2 separate regions of the Homo sapiens genome follow, and region 1 is linked to region 2. A link is a loop called in an ENCODE intact Hi-C map of the cell type or tissue named here. Cell type or tissue: psoas muscle. All regions are shown on one strand. Each heading gives the region's core, and the rest is flanking DNA. Links, peaks and the distances in the headings are about the cores only.

Region 1 (8,336 bases), core at 184-8,183, 53 kb after region 2:
TCCCTTGATCTCCCAAAGCTCTGGGATTACAGGCACCATTTCTTCAGCCTCGAATGCCCTCCCTTCACCATCCTTTTTTCAAGCCCACCTTGCACGCTCCCTCCTCCCCAGCCTGAAACCAACTGTCCTGCCTTGGCCATCTCCTAGTTCTTTGCTTATGTGCATCATGCGCATGTGCCCAGTGCTGAATCTGTGAACAGCAGGCAGGACTGTGCTTGTGATATCTTCCTTACATTGCTGGAGGTTACTTTTGTTGGAAAAAACCATGGGGAAACCATTTGCACATAGGTAATAACAGTTTTGGAAATTCTGCTTTATTATTGAGAAAAGTTCTTGATAAGAAAGATTTGTGTGAATCAATGTAGTATTTAATCCACTGGAGCACATTTGTAGGAGAGAGCACTGATGAAGATCCCAACTTCTTTTATACTTTCTTTTACTTCACTAGTTTTTTTTTCATGATACTGAAAGGCTTACATTTTTCAATTGCAGCCCCATATATCCATTTGTGGGGCACAATGCTGTTACGGGGTAAAAAATGAAGTGCTAATATGTACATCTAGGTTAATTACAAAACATTTCTCCCCTTCCCCTTTTCATATGCCCCCTTCTGTCTTTTCTATTTGGATTGGCATGGAAGCACGGTGTTTCTGCCAAATTAGTAAGTTGAAATAAAAAAAAAAAATTCTTTTTCAGCCGGAAGAGTGTCAGTGTTGATCTAGCGGGGAAATGGGTGCTGATTTGTGTCCTGGCAGACCCTCTCACAAAAAAAGAAAAAAGAAAAAAAAAAAAACATCAGGAGTGCTTGAGGAAACTCCAGCATGAATAAATGGGTTGCTTGATAGTTTAAATAAATGTACTTGCACTAAACTATCTAAATATGGTTGTCTTTTCGAATGAAGCAAAAGAAGGTCTAGATGGATGAAAACAGAATAATTCCAAGCCTGTTCCAATTCTAACTCTTAGTTGAACACATATACATAGCTGCACACACAGACCATGCAGTTTTCTACATAGATTATGGCTAATGAGTTTCATAAGAAAGCAGTGAGAATGGCTGGTAATTATTTTGTCACATGTATAGACAGCCAAAGTCCTGATATCTAGGTCTCTGCAGGAACTTTTCTACCTACATCAATTAATCTCAAGAACTTTTAGCAATTTTTGAATGTTTCTCAATATGGCAGGAGGTCCTGAGCCCAGGAGCAATTTTTTTCTCTTTTTAAAAATTTATTATGATTATTATTTTAAAATGGGATTTGGCCATGTTGTCCAGGCAGGTCTCGAACTTCTGGGCTCAAGCAATCTACCCCACTCGGCCTCCCAAAGTGCTGGGATTATAGGTGTGGGTCACTGCTCCTGGCCAGAGCAATTTCACTGAGCAAAGTTTTACTCTAAGTCCTGACAGAGGTGCCCCAGGACCTCAGAGCCTTCTGCTGTATTTGCTTATGAAAAAATAAAGAAAATGGATGAACTCTCAGCCAGGTGTCTTGGGCTGAGGACTTGAGATATTAAGGGGTTAACCTGAGTGATTAATGGGAGTCGGTGGCACAGCCAACCAGGGAGACAGCAGAGCACTCAGGAGAGAGGTGCCTGGACCTACTCTGTCACCCAGAGTAGTTAGAGACAACTGTCAAATGTGGAGAGGGCAGGACATGCAAACAAAAGATAGGATTCAGGCCCCCCTCACGACTCCTCAACCCTCACTACTTCCTGTGTTGTTTAGAGCAGGGGTCCATTGGTATGTGAGAAGAAAAAATAAAGATTTCTGATTATATTAATATTCTATTTCTTACATTAGGTACCTAGAGTAGTCAACTTCATAGAAACAGAAAGTGGAATAGCGGTTACCAGGGGCTGTGTGGAGAGAGGAACATGAAGTTGTTGTTTAACTATAGGGTTTCGGGTTTACAGGATGAAAACATTCTGAAGATGGCTGATGGTGGTGGCTGTACAACATGAATACACTTAATGCCACCTAACTGTACACTAAAAAATGATTAAAATAGTAACTTTTATGTGATGTATAGTTTATGACAATGAAAAATAAATAAGCATATAAAAATAAACACTCCTACTCTATCACTTCCCAATAAAGGTGATATGTTCACAATGAGTGAGAAAGTAAATATTGTCTGAATGGAATTAATGCTATAAAGTATGAAACTGGATGAATGGTAACAGTTCCACAATCATAGAGTTTTGTTGTCAAAAATAGTGTGTGACATCTATAAAGTCTCTAATATCTGCATATTTAAAAAACTTGGGAAGAGAATTTCTAGCTTTAACAAATCTTCTATTTTAAAAATTTCAATCGTTTCAAATCCACAACACAAAAATGCAACACTTTTTCATTAACTTGCAAGATCCAGCTGACTAACATTAGGGAATATTAAAGTTTACTAGCTGAATTTGACCAAAAGAGCTTTGCATAACTGCTGGATCCAATTAAAAATTAAGTATGATGTTTCAGAAAGTTTAGCCAATGATGCAATTCTTCTATTTGTGTCTATTTATCATTGTAAGAAATCTTTTTCTATGTAGTCCATTAAAAACCAAGTGTTACGTGAATACATAAGTTAGTGTACATGCCTATCTTAATCCTGTCCACTGAATGAGGCTAGAAGAAATGACACCCCAATAGCAATGAACATACCCAGTGCTTAGATCTTGGTCTCTAAATACCATTCTCCTACTAAAGAAACCAGGACTCCTAGAAGAAATGGCTGATTCCAGGACTGGGGCAGAGAAAATACAAGATGAACCAGAAGCATCTTGTAATACCTGAGAGCAAGAAACCATCCCCCAAAACCACAAAAGGATGGTAGCAAGTCAAAGGGACACAGGAGCCAATCTAAAAGAATTCACAATGGCCAGGAACTCAGGGGTATTCAGGGGGAAAGGGTGGGAAATGAGTGAGGGATAAAAGACAACAAATTGGGTGCAGTGTATGCTGCTCAGTTGATGGGTGCACCAAAGTCTCACAAATCACCACTAAAGAAATTACTCATGTAACCAAACACCATCTGTTCCCCAATAACCTATAGAAAAACAAAATCCCAACTCAGATTCAAGGGGAAGGGATCTCATGAATGCAAATAAATAAATAAATTAATTAATTAATTAAAAAATAAAAGAATTTACAATGGCCAAAGCTGGAAAATTTTGAGCAAAAGAATAAATAATGTAGTATAGGATTATAACCCAAATTATCAAATAAATATTCATGAGTCAATGCTAACGTAAATAAATGATTGGATAAATAAATTTTTAAAAAGGGAGAGACAAACCTTTACAGAATTCCAAACAATGTATGTAGATACTCCTTCTCTAGGGGGTAGAACTTAATTCTCAACTCCCTGTCCCCTGCCATGAAAGTGGGCTACACATAGCGACTTGCTTCCAAACAATAGGGTAGCAAAAGGGGAAAACAGCAGCTCCTCAGTGAGGAAGCCCAACAAATAATGTCTTAACCAAGTGACGGCTAACATCCTCTATGACAGCACGTGGCTATCACGTACCCCTGATATGACATAGTGGGAGGGGCACTTGACCTCTGTGCTATTTTTAAATAGAAATTCTTTATTCTTTAAAAATTATTATTAATAATAATAATAACCATAATCATGAGAAAAATAACAGACACACAGATTGAAGAGCATTTTACAGGATATTTGGCTAATACTTCCCAAGACTGCCAAGGTCATAAATAACAAGAGAAGACTGAGAAACTTACAGACCAGAGCGGACTGAGGAGACATGACAGCTAAATGCAATTTAGGACCCTTGGTAGCTTCCTGGAACAGAAAGAGGACATTAATGACAAAGTGATGAAATCCAAATAAGTCTGGAGTTTAGCTGAAAATAATGCAACAATGTCAGTTTCTTAGTTTTGACAAATGTACCATGGTAATGTAAGATGTTAACAATGGAGAAACGAGGGGAGTGGTATATACACAAGTCTGTACTATCTTTACAAGTTCTTTGTGTTTTTGAGATAGGACGTTGCTCTGTTGCCCAGGCTGGGGTGCAGTGGTGTGAACATGGCTCATTGCAGCCTCGACCTCCTGGGCTGAAGCCATCCTCCCACCTTAGCCTCCCATGTAGTTGGGACTACAGGCATGTGCCACCATGCCTGGCAATTTTTTTTTTTTTTTTTTTTTTGGTAGAGACAGGGTCTGGACATGTTGCCTAGGTTGGTCTTGAACTCTTAGACTCAGGTGATCCTCCTACCTTGGCCTGCCAGAGTGCTGTAATCTCAGCACTCTGGCAGGCATGAGCCACTGTGCTCAGCCTGTAACATTTTATAAATCTAAAATTATTCCAAAATAAAAATATTATTTTTAGGCTGGGTGTGGTGACTCTTGCATGTAATCCCAGCAGTTTGGGAGGCCAACGCAGGCAGGTCACTTGAGGTCAGGAGTTCGAGACCAGCCTGGCCAATATGGTGAAACCCCATCTCTACTAAAAATACAAAAATTAGCCCGACATGGTGGCAGCTATAATCCCAGCTACTCAAAAGGCTGAGGCAGGAGAATCACTTGAACATGGGAGGCGGAGGTTGCAGTGAGTCGAAATCGTGCCCATGCACTCCAGCCTGGGTGACGGAGTGAGACTCTGTCTCAAAAAAAAAAAAAAGTTTAAAAAAAAAATCAAAATATATTAAATTGAGGACCAAACTTGAAAATCATTACATGACAAAGTATTAAACCAAGATTTTCATAAATACTGACATTTTGACTATCACATCCCTAAAAATTAACATTACTTATAATTGAAGCAAAAGCAAAAATAATTTTTAATTAATAGAGTTATCTTTAAAACATCATTTATTTCATTTTTTTTATCTGTTTAAAACATGTTTTATTGTATCTTCTATAATGCACTCAATATACGAACATTGTCATAGATTTTACAATTTATAGATGAATAAACTTACCTATGTTTGGAATACAGAAACATTTTCACAGGAATATGAGGCTAAAAATTGTTTGTGGATCAGTGGTTAAAGGATATAACTACCATGTCATATAGAAATCAAGCAAGAATGTCTTGGTACAGGTAAGTGATCATGTATAAGTCACCTTGCTTCTCTGAGCCTCATTTTTCTCATTCATGAAATGGGGACAGTAATACTACCTACTGCTCAAGCTTGTTATTTTGGTCAAATGAGATCATGAATGTGAAAAGCTTCACAGACAGTACAGTGCCCCATAAAGGTGAGCAGGAATTCAGACTAACGAAGGTGGGGCATCTATGGTACCAATGCTGAAAGCTGCAATGCAAGGTCAGAAAAGGCACAAAGTGGACAACTGATTGCTAACTGAAGCAACCTAGGGGGCTTTATACTATGGGCCCTTAGTCCCTCCCTGGGCATTCAAGGTGGCAGGAGTCAGACCCAGAATCCCTTCAGGTCAGCTGGAGCCTTATGAACAGCTGAGGTCATGGAGTCATTGAGTCCTAGAAGCTGGGCCTCAGGTTTCATCTTTGGGTTCAAAACCTTGCTCTGATCAGTTCACTCAGAAGTATTGGAGTTGGGGGAATGTCCAAACTTGAGAAAATTGATTTATGTGCTGATCTGTTTGCAGTGGAGAGGGGAATACTTGGCCCACTGGCCAGGACATGCCTTTCCTTATAAGTTTTGCTTGGAGAATGGAAGATTAGAATGCAAAGAGTTGAGATCTTCATCCAGTTGGATATTTTGCCCGGGGCAGGAACAACTTGCCACTCAAACTGGAGTTCCTCAGTATGCTGGACAGAGGTTCTCTTCTCCGGGTTCCTTGATGGTGACCTCCTCTTTCTGTTACCATAACAACACTCCTTGTTCTCCATTTCATCCAGTTCTCACCATGGGTGACAATCCAGCGACAAAGTGTTAACAGAGATGGTGCCTGCTCCTTCTCATATCTTTGGAGGCATGTTAATCTCATCAGTAGCGTCTCTAAACCCCACAGCAGGGCCTTTCCTTCTGAAAGGGCTTCAGACCATCTGGACCTGTCTGGGTGAATTTCAATAGCTTGAATCTCAGAAGCTATTGCTGTTGTATAGGGCTGTCATTTTAAAAAATTTTTTTAATAATAAAATGATGCTCAGAGGGTGATATTTCCCCAACTTCGGCGTCATGTCCTCTCTTGACCTTCCCCTCCAGATGTGTCCCGTCTTAACTCTCAGGGCCTTTCTTGAGGCTGTTTGTGTTTCCTCTACAATGAGTAAGACCTGATGATTGTGTGTGTGTGTGTGTGTTTGTGTGTGTGTGTGTGTGTGCACGCGCGCGTGCACGCGTGCATTCAGGCCCTTCTGTTTCCCTCCTCACTGATCTTCAGAGATTTGAGCCTGAAGCCAACTGCTGCAACTTCCTGTGTAAACAAAAACAGCCTGTCAAGATCCAAACAAAAAAATACAAACATCTCCTTATGTAGCAGTTATAGCATTCATTTCTCTTGGAAGAAGACTTTACATATCCTCCTGAGAAGCTGGGTACCCCAATCTAAAATTATTAAGATTCTTAATTCATGAAGTTTTGAACAAAGTTTGGTCTCATTAAAAAAAAATTGATGGTGCTGCACAAAACACAACCATCTCTTTCATCTGAATGTTTTGAAAAGCTGCAAAAGTTATGGATTCCACTGTCAGAAGGAGACTCCTTTGATAAAGGAATGTTTTTAATTATTTAAATACCTTCACAGCAAGAGCTTACGGTGGGTTGGTTTCTATAAGTATTACTGGCGTCTCACTGCAGGTAACTGTGTAACTGTCAAAGCCACTGATTAAACAACCTGGCATGAGGCAAAGTATCAGCATGAGGATGTGTATCCCACATATAAACATGCAGCGCCGTCTTAATTGTATATTTTTAAATAACTTAAAGAATGTCACTGGATTGCTTGTAACTCAAAAGATAAATGTGTAAGGGGTGGATGCTCCATTCCCCATGACGTGCTTGTTTCACACTGCATGCCTGTATCAAAACATCTCATATACCCCATAAATATATACACCATGTACCCACAAACATTTTTTAAATAATTTAAAAAAATTTTTTAAAGTGCTGCATGCAATATTAACAGCCATCTGTTTGCTATACTTTATTCACTTTCACCTCTGAGTAAACTGAAGTATTATTATATCCTAAACCACCACAGACTTCCAGGGTTCAGGTAGGAGGAATGCAATTCAGCCACAGACCTCTGCTGGCTTTTTATCTTTTAAAAGATAGTTAAAGAATAACATCTGCAGGGCATGGTGGCTCACACCTGTAATCCTGGCACTTTGGGAGGCCGAGGCAGGTGGATCACTTGAGGTCAGGAGCTCGAGACCAGCCTGGCCAACATGGTGAAACCCTGTCTCCACTAAAAATGCAAAAATGAGCCGGGCATGGTGGCGGGTGCCTGTAATCTCAGCAACTCGGGAGGCTGAGGCAGGAGAATTGCTGGAACCCAGGAGGCAGAGGTTGCAGTGAGCCAAGATCGCACCATTGCACTCCAGCCCAGGTCGACAACAGCGAGACTTAGTCAAAAAAAAAAAAAAGAATAACATCAAAGACAAAGGATTATTTTCCAATCCATAGGCAATTAGGAGTAGCCTTGAGAATTTATGAAAATAGAATTCTCTATTTCTTCTATCCCTTGGGAAAACATTTTCACATATAGAGAGGTAATTGCTATCCCTGGAATCTTTTCTGACTGCTCTTGTTCAAAATGAGCACTGAAAAGGCTTTAAATGAGGTCAAAGTGGAACTGGCCAAAACCACTAAGTATTCTTTTTAACTTAGACAGCTAGATAAGAATACACAGAATTCTTCCCTCTCCTCTTTTCTCCTTTTCTTCCCTCCTATTGTCTTTTTTTTCTTTTTTTCCAAAAAAATTTAACAACACCTACTCTGTACAAACATTATACTAGACACTTGGGATACAGAGATAAATAAGAAGTGGTCCCACATGTCAGATCACCAACTATGGAAGTCAAAAAACTTAGGTCGTTCATTTGTTCATTCATTCATACAAATAGTACCTATTGAGCACCTACTGTGTACTGTGTGTAACCTACACTGTGGTCACAATAAAAAGCTCAGTTACCTAGGGATGTCAGTGAATGCTCATGCCACCTGGGCCAAAAATAAAGGGATGGTAGATGTTCAGGTTATCAATTTTCCCCCCTGCCTGTGTATTTCAAATATACGATAATAATAAAAACAATAAATGTGTTCAAATGATCCACTGTCTAAATCTTTGACATAAAAAATTATCACTAAGAGTAAATGGAATAAAATACCCATAAGGCACTAGGAGGTATCAGTTGAACTGAAACACAGTAAAATGACTTATGTCAAAGATAAG
Region 2 (8,336 bases), core at 250-8,249:
TATAGGCTTGTTTGCTTATCCCAGTTAAGAACAAGAAATCTCAGAGAGACACTGAAAAAGCAAAAAGACTGTGAGTCCCAAAAAACTTTGGGAGAAGTATACTGCTTACTAGTGCATTTTAAATATATTATTGCCAAACTGTATTTCAGAAATATTTATGCACAAAAGTACAAAAATAAGCAGCTGAACACTGTGTTTTCATGGCACCAGCCTCCTCTCTGTGTTAAATTATAACACTGGTTTGGACCTCTGTGGTCCCGGGTGGTGGCAGCTGTTTTTGGTTGTCTCTTAGGCAACAAGTGCTGCTGCACTGAAACTAACCAATATCCCCAACTTTAAGAACCAAGAATGTGATTTAGTTAACGACACACGTAACTCTAGAGGAGTCAGATTCCTTCGTCAAGAATGTGAATATGTATCCAAAAAGCCATGAGATTGATGGTGTAGTACAGCTAATTGAAAATGAAATTGGAAATAAATTAAAACAAACTTCATGTTTTAATCAGTTTGGAAGACTTCAAGTACTGCAGCAACGGGGAAAGTCATTTTCTTCTGGGTAATATATAATGATGTCATTATTTTGGTACTTGTGACTCCAGGGATGGAGGAAATGGATGTTTGCTGAATGCAACAGATAGGTGGCGCTGTGACTGACTGGCAGATGCAGGATTACACTCCAAGAGCCTGGTCACTACAAAGGCCATATCCAGGTTTAAATATCAGAATTAGAAAGTCACGTTGGTACCCTAAAAAGGCATCTGACTTGCACAGGAATATTTGCTTTTGCAAATGAACTTCTTTAACTTCTATGGTGTCCACTGATTTTCAATTTGGCTAAAGAATGGGGTGTGTGTGTGTGTGTGTGTGTGTGTGTGTGTGTGTGTTTGAGAGAGTCTTGCTTCTGTCACCTGCGCTGAAGTGCAGTGGCACGATCTCGGCTCATTGCAACCTCCACCTCCCGGGTTCAAGCTATTCTCCTGCCTCAGCTTCCCAAGTAGCTGGGACTACAGGCATGCGCCACCAGGCCCAGATAATTTTTGTATTTTTTAGTAGAGACAGGGTTTCATTACATGTTGGCCAGGCTGGTTTCACTATATGGTGATCCGCCTGCCTCAGCCTCCCAAAGTGCTGGGATTACAGGCATGAGCCACTGCACCTGGCCAAGAATGTTTTAGATTAACACGTTTATTCTAAGAATTTACAAGGCTTGTCGTTGCTTTCTATCATGTTGGCTTTCTGAAGCACGGGGAGTTAACAACTATTTGATGTAATCAGGAACCCGGGGAAAATCTTTAGTTGGTTCCCTATGGCAAATGGTCAAAACAATTCCACTTGGTAAAAGCAGCTTTCCGTTTTTGTCTAGGCTTCCAAAGCCTCACATGCAACTGGTTGGCTCCACCTCTTCCTGGATACAGCACCAATTGTGGGTTACTTGGCTAGTTAGTTGTCTCAGATTCACTTTTTTTTCCAGTCATCTTCACCAGAGGTTATCTATTTGGTGTCTTAGGGCCTTCCAAGCCACACGGGGTAACTGACAAGGCTTGTCTTTAGATGCCTACTCTATCCTCCTAGTTGCCAGTTCCTATTTCTTCTAGACTCAGTTTTCATACCTATACTGTTAGGATTGAAATGTCTACTCTCAGGGCTGTTGAGAGGATTAATTGCAATGTGTTTGTAGTGTATATAGTACAGTGGCTGGCACTTAGTAGGTACTAAAAAATTATTACTGCCCCTCCCGTCCCCACCCCACCACTCAGACAAATGTAATAAATACAGATTACGTGGTAATAATTGGTAGGCAAAACTCTCATGGAATATTTTTTTTCTTTTTTTTTTTTTTAGACGGAGTCTCGCTCTTGTCACCCAGGCTGGAGTGCAATGGCTCGATCTCGGCTCACTGCAACCTCCATCTCCTGGGTTCAAGTGATTCTCCTGCCTCAGCCTCTCAAGTAGCTGGGATTACAGGTGCCTGCCACCACGCCCAGCTAATTTTTTGTATTTTTAGTAAAGACAGGATTTCACAATGTTGGCCAGGCTGGTCTCGAACTCCTGACTTCGAGTGATCTTGCCCACCTCGGCCTCCCAAAGTGCTGGGATTACAGGTGTGAGCCACCGCGCCCCGCTGGAATATTTTCGTTTTTAAAAGAGGGCTTCAAAATGATTAGTCTACCCGGGGATTCACCAGTCCGTCCCTCCATCAACCTCCCCGACTGGGGCGGAAAGTGTATGGGGCTTCTGGGCAGCGCTAGACCACAGCGGGTAGGCCACCATCTGGTCCAGAATGCAGCATAAATCTCTCCAAAAATGTGTTTAGGACTTCTGGGTATGTTTTCCAGTGCAAATGTAAAGTGGAAAAGTGTCTCAAGTGCAATAGCGGTCCTTTACCCAGTAAAAAGCATAACAAAAGTTTCAGGGTTTAAGAACCCACGTGGGAGCTGATGGAGTGGGTAGGTGGTTAATCTTCCCAAGTTTTAAAAACCACTGGTCTTAATGACCAGCAGAGAAGATTCACTTCTGGCTAAAATGATAACTGAGCCCCAGATAACTTTTAGCCATGTGAAATTCTTTCCTTTCTAGGGAGTCTCCTCAATCAGAGCCAGCTAAGGAATGTGTGTATTTCCTAGAATGTAAATGAGGGAAGAGAAACTGAGATGGAGACAGAAGGAAAGCAAGCCACTGCATTTTGAAATTCTCTAGGTAGGCAGTTGTATCGTGTCTTTTGTTTCTTTTTCCCTGGGGCAGACCACTTTTCACCTGGCCATCAGTCACCTCCCTTCCCGAGGTCTCCCGACGTGGACACCTAACGCCCTTGGAAAGGGAGTGAATTGGTAGGATATCATCGCTCCGGTTAGTTCCGCGGGAGCTGCCCTTCAGAAAAAAAACTTTCCAGAGCCAAAAGTTACTTTCCAAGCGCCTTGGGGCTTCCCGGGCGCCTCCCTCGGACGGCAACCCTAGAAGTCAAAGCGATTGCATCGCCAGGTCTGTGGCGGCTGGAAGCGGGGTGACCGCGGTCAGATGGCATTTCGCACCCACGCAGGGCTGTGTTATCCTAGCACAGAACCAGCAACTCTCACACGAAGCCTTGTGTAAACACCACGCGGGCCCATTCCTGAACGACTCTTTGATGCCTCCGCTGCGGTTACTTATCTCATACATAAATCAGGATTCCGCTGACAAATCTCCGTGTTTCCACTAAACAGAAGGCTGCCCTGCAGTCCTTCTCGTGCTTCTTTCTAAAGTACGATAACATCTGACACTTCCATAAACCGGCCTGCAGAGGACACCGCGCAGGGGGCGACTAACCAGCTGAGGTGTGTCACCCCAAAACACCAGTGGGCACACCCCAAGGCGGGCACGTGGAAGGGACGCGGAACCGAGGGCAACTATTTTCCAGTCGGTGAATCTGATGGAGAAAGATGCCAAATGCACTTCCCGAGCCAGCTGAACTCCTCGGGCACCTAATCATTGCCAGATGTGGCGAGGGCGCACGGAGAACATCCCCAGTCCCGGAGAAAACACCCGGCCGCCAGCGCGGGGACCGCTCGGGCCGGGAAACGGCTAGAGGCGGGAGGAGAGAGGACTGGGCGAGCGTGGGGAGCGCTGCGGCGTGGAAAAGCGACCGGGAGGGATGGCGATGCCTCCACTCTCCTCGGCAGGTTTTTTCAATTAAAAAGTTGGAAACGGGAATCCGTAAACAACGACTTAGGGCTTCAAACTACTTGCAAAGACGCGATGGGGAGGGGAATACTTGCGCGCTTCAAAACCCCAACCTCGAGGTCTCCAGCCGCGCCTGACCCGGGAGCCGGGTGCGCCCCCAGTGTCCGCGCACGAACCCGGCGCCCTGGCAGCCCCGACTCCCCGGGCCCGCAGCCCAAGGGAAGGTTCGCGCGGGAGGCACCTCCGTGGCCTCCCGCGCGCCCCGAAGCCCGTTCCCCCCGCCCAGAGCCCCGCGGAGCTGCCGCCGCCCTACCTTTCATGGTGACCGTGGGGACGCACCGCCGGCCGGGGAGCTCCGCGCGAGCGCCGCGCAGCCGAGGAAGTCGTCCCGAGCGGCTGCTCACCGCACGCCCATGGTAGCCGCGCCGCGCGCCGGCCGTCTGCGCCCCCGTCCTCCCTCGCCGCCGCCGGCCCGCGCTCCCCGCGCTCCCGGCTCCGCGCTCTGCTGCCTCGGGGCTGCCGCGCGCGCCGCTCTCGCTCTCCCAGCGCCCCTCCCCCTGGCCCGACCCGGCCGAGCGAGCGGCCGCGCCCACGCCCCTCTCGCGCCCTCCCGCGCCCGCCCCGCCCTCGGCCCGCGCCTGCCCTCGCCGGGCACTTTCTCGCCCGCCCTCTCCTGCGCGCCCTGGCCCCACTCGCGCGGGCTCTCTCTTTTTCCCGTTGCACCAGCGTCGGGATGAAGTCGGGAGCAAAGCCCTTCCCGGGGCGGTCCAGCGTTCACCTTCGGCGAGCACCTAAGGTGCCGCTGCTGCTGGGGTCGCTTCTACACCCCAAACTACCTAGCAAGTGTTGGGCGAGAGGATGGGGAGCTGCTGTGCCCCGGGGGTGGCGGGGGGTAAGGTGGGCCCTTCCCCAAACGGCTCTGGGGCATGGAGAGGTACAGAACGTCCTCCGGGTTCAGAGTTTCCAAGTGCGTGCGCTGGTTGACGCCTGAAGGAGACCAAGCAGCAGGGAACACTCTCTCTGTCACCCAGGGAGAGCCCGAGTGGCCAGAATCCGAAGTCACCATTAGACACTCTCTCTGCGCTCTTGGACACCTCCAGAGAAAAAGCCAGCACATCCTGCCTTGGCTGGAAAAGCCAGCCTTCCACCCAGCGCCCCTAAAATGATCGGGTTGACTCCAGTTTTGTTACGAAAGGAGGCCGGGCTGCTGAGAGGCTCCCTGAGTTCCCTTCGTGGTCGCCCGTCACATTGCCCTGCTGTATACTTAATAAAGCCCGTGTTTATCTTTCTCTTTAGAACCCCCTCTAAGCAGACCCATCGCTTTATTGCTTTAAAACATACACTAAGTGGTGAGTGGAGCTGGGGCGAGGGAGGTGCGGAGAAACTTTCTGCCACATGTTGACATTACAGATGGCTACTCAGACGCACTAGTCCACCAAAAGCAATCGAACACTGGCCGGGCAGTGCTTGCAGCTTTTCAGTTTGCCCTCCTGAGGACTTGGTAACACGGTGTAACCAATCCATTGGTTCCCTCTAAGTAGGGGATTCTTTGCTCTAGTAAAAGGTAGTGCCCCAAAATGAATACATATTGAAACATTTCATAGATTCTCCGTTCCAGGAGATTTCTTTTTTCTTTCTTTTTTTTTTTTTTTAATTTTTTAACATAAGGGGGCACCTTGAACATGACGAACAAATGAAAAGACCGAAATGCTTTTTCCCCCGCACTGTCTGCAGTTGATGAAACTACAGGGTCCTGGTCCTGGAGCATGTTTCAGATCTCACTGGGGCACCAGCCTTGTCTTTCAGGGCAAATGGGGATCCCTGAAGGGAGCTTAGGATATGAATTTTCAGCCCGGAGTTTACTAACCAATGGCGTGACCTCGGCTCACTGCAACCTCCACCTCCCGGGTTCAAGCGATTCTCCTGCCTCGGCCTCCCGAGTAGCTGGGATTACATGCGTGTGCCACCAGGCCCAGCTAATTTTTTTGTGTTTTTAGTAGAGACGGGGTTTCACTATGTTGGCCAGGCTGGTCTCGAACTCCTGACCTCGTGATCCGCCCACCTCTGCCTCCCAAAGTGTTGGGGTTACAGGCGTGAGCCACCGCGCCCGGCTTTCTTTTTTTTCTTTCTTTCTTTTTTTTTTTTTTTTTTTTTGAGACGGAATCTCACTCTGTCGCCCAGGCACAATCTTGGCTCACTACAACCTCTGCCTCCTGAATTCAAGCAATTCTCCCACCTCAGCCTCCCAAGTAGCTGGGACTACAGGGGTGGGCCACCAAGCCCAGCTAATTTTTGTATTTTTAGTAGAGACGGGGTTTCACCATGGTGGCCAGGCTGCTCGCAAACCGTACCTCAAGCGATCCGCAGGCATCAGCCTCACAAAGAGCTGGGATTACAGGCGTGAGCCACCACGCCCTGCCGAAAAAAAAAAATCGTTTTTAAAACCCAAATTATGAATATGACACCAAAAGTACAGGCAGCAAAAGAAAAAATATAGATAAATTGTACTTCATCAGACTTTTGTGCCTCAAAGGCCAGTATAAACAGAGTGGAAAGCCAACCCACAGAATAGGAGAAAATATGTGCAAAAGCCCTATATCTGATACAGGATTAATATCCAGGATATATAAAGGATTCCTGCACCTCAGCAACAACAACAAAACAGGCAACCCAATTTGAAAATGAACCAAGGACTGACATGGACATTTCTCCACAGAAGACATATAATGGCCAATAAGTACATGAAGGATATTCAATCACTAATTGTCAGGGAAATTTGAATCAACCGCAATGAGCTACTACTTCATACCCAGTAAGATGGCTATTTAAAAAAAAAAACAAAACAAAATAAGTGTTGGCGAGGATGCGGAGAAATTAGAACTTTTGTGCATTGCTGGTGGGAATGTAAAATGGTACAGCCACTATGGAAAACAGTATGGTGATTTCTCCAAAAATTAAACACACAATTACCATATAGTCCAGGAATTCTATTTCTGGGACCCAAAAGAGGTGAAAGCAGGGTAACAAATAGATGTACATCCAGGCTCATAGCAACATTACTCACAATAGCCAAAAGGTGGAACAACCTAGTGTTCACTGTTGAATGAATGGATAAACAAAATATGGTATAGCCATACAGTGGAATATGATTCAGTCTTTAAAAGGGAGGAAATTCTAACACATGCTACAACACGGATAAAACTTGAGGCATTATGCTTTGTGAAATAAGCCAGTCACAAAAGGACCAATATGATTCTACTTATAAAAGAGAGTAAAATGCCGCCAGACGTGGTGGCTCACGCCTGTAATCCCAGCAGTTTGGGAGGCCAAGGCAGGTCAATCACGAGGTCGGGAGTTTGAGACCAGCCTCGCCAACATACTGAAACCCCTGTCTCTACTAAATATACGAAAATTAGCCAGGCATGGTGGCTGGCACCTGTAGTCCCACCTACTTGGGAGGCTGAGGTGGAAGAATCGCTTGAACCCGGAGGCAGAGGTTGCAGTGAGCCGAGATCGCGCCACTGCACTCCAGCCTGGGCGACAGAGTGAGACTCCATCTCAAAAAAAAAAAAAAAAAAAGAGAGAGAGAGAGAGAGTAAAATGCATAGGGATAGAAAGTAGAATGGTGGTTGCCGGGGGGGGGATGGGGAGTTGTTTCACAGGCACAAAGATTCCATTTGGCAGGATGAAAAGAATTCTGGAGATGGATGGTGGTGATGGTTGCACAACAATGTGAATATACTTAAAGCCACTGAACTATACACTGAAAAATAGCTAAGATGATAAATATATATATTTGACTACAATAAAAAAATTCAAACAGAAGAATGATAAGGTAAAAAACAAACAAGAAACCCCTAAGGCTATGATGTCAGCTGTGATAATGAGCCAGATTCATAGATCTACTGATGAGAAAACAGGCTTAGCAACTTTTCTAAGGATAATTTTAAGGAACAGTCCTGGGACCAGGTGCGGTGGCTCATCCCGGGGCTTTGGGAAGCCAGGGAAGGAAGGTCACTTGAGGCCATGAATTCAAGACCAGCCTGGGCAACATAGTGAGACAAAAAATTTAAAAATCAGCTGGGTGTGGTGGCATGCATCTGTAGTCCCAGCTACTCATCAGGCTGAGGCAGGAGGATTGCTTAGGCCCAAGAGTTTGAGGCTGCAGTGAGCTAGGATCATGCCACTGTACTCCAGCCTGGGCAACAGAGTGAAACCCATCTCTAAAAAAAGAAGGAATCCTGGATGAGTGCCTTCCTCCCCCCACCCTGTCACCTTCAGCACAGAGTGAGTTGGGCCCCACAGGTCCTCAGTGTGGAGCCTCCTCTGAGCCCCACTCTGGAGGATATGAAGACGGAAGGTCATGGTCACATGCAGATCATCAGCTGATCAGGATTTCTCTGGTCAAGAGCTCTGGGAGGAATTGAGAATTGAGCTGGGGATCAGGGAGAAAAGAAGGGAAAAGGAAAGAAGAGAAGAATGTGATTGGAAAGGACTGAGCCATGGAGCTGAAGATGCTTTGAACTCAAAGATGGCCTGCAGGTCCTCCAGGTCACAGGCAAGCTTCCCCACCCCCAGAAGCAGCAGCCAGGCCTTGCATTCAGACTAAAGTTTCAGAATCTGGAGGAAGCATCATCTCATCTTCCCCTCACCCCAGCCCCATGCTAGTATCACCTTTA

Evidence for each region. A loop is a pair of places that touch in the nucleus more often than their neighbours do. Peaks named below come from ENCODE experiments on the same cell type or tissue, not always from the same donor. Only the 100,000 strongest peaks of a DNase experiment are listed, where the experiment ranks them.
Region 1: a loop joins it to region 2, with 2.4 times the contacts of the local background. A loop is called at or near these places in 3 of 110 quality-filtered maps.

What each region holds. Positions count from the first base shown.
Region 1 is chr18:550,000-558,335 of GRCh38, forward strand. No RefSeq gene overlaps it. Among named protein-coding and RNA genes, the nearest start is that of CETN1, 26 kb to the right of the region's middle. In psoas muscle, for the core only: no CTCF peak of the experiment used is centred there; no DNase peak of the experiment used is centred there.
Region 2 is chr18:496,538-504,873 of GRCh38, forward strand. COLEC12 (collectin subfamily member 12) reads right to left here and starts at 4,164. Exons shown (of 10, transcript NM_130386.3): 1 at 3,971-4,164. The coding sequence starts at 3,977. In psoas muscle, for the core only: a CTCF peak has its summit at 620; DNase peaks (open chromatin) are centred at 3,864 and 4,254; H3K4me3 peaks cover 2,324 bases; H3K27me3 peaks cover 4,241 bases.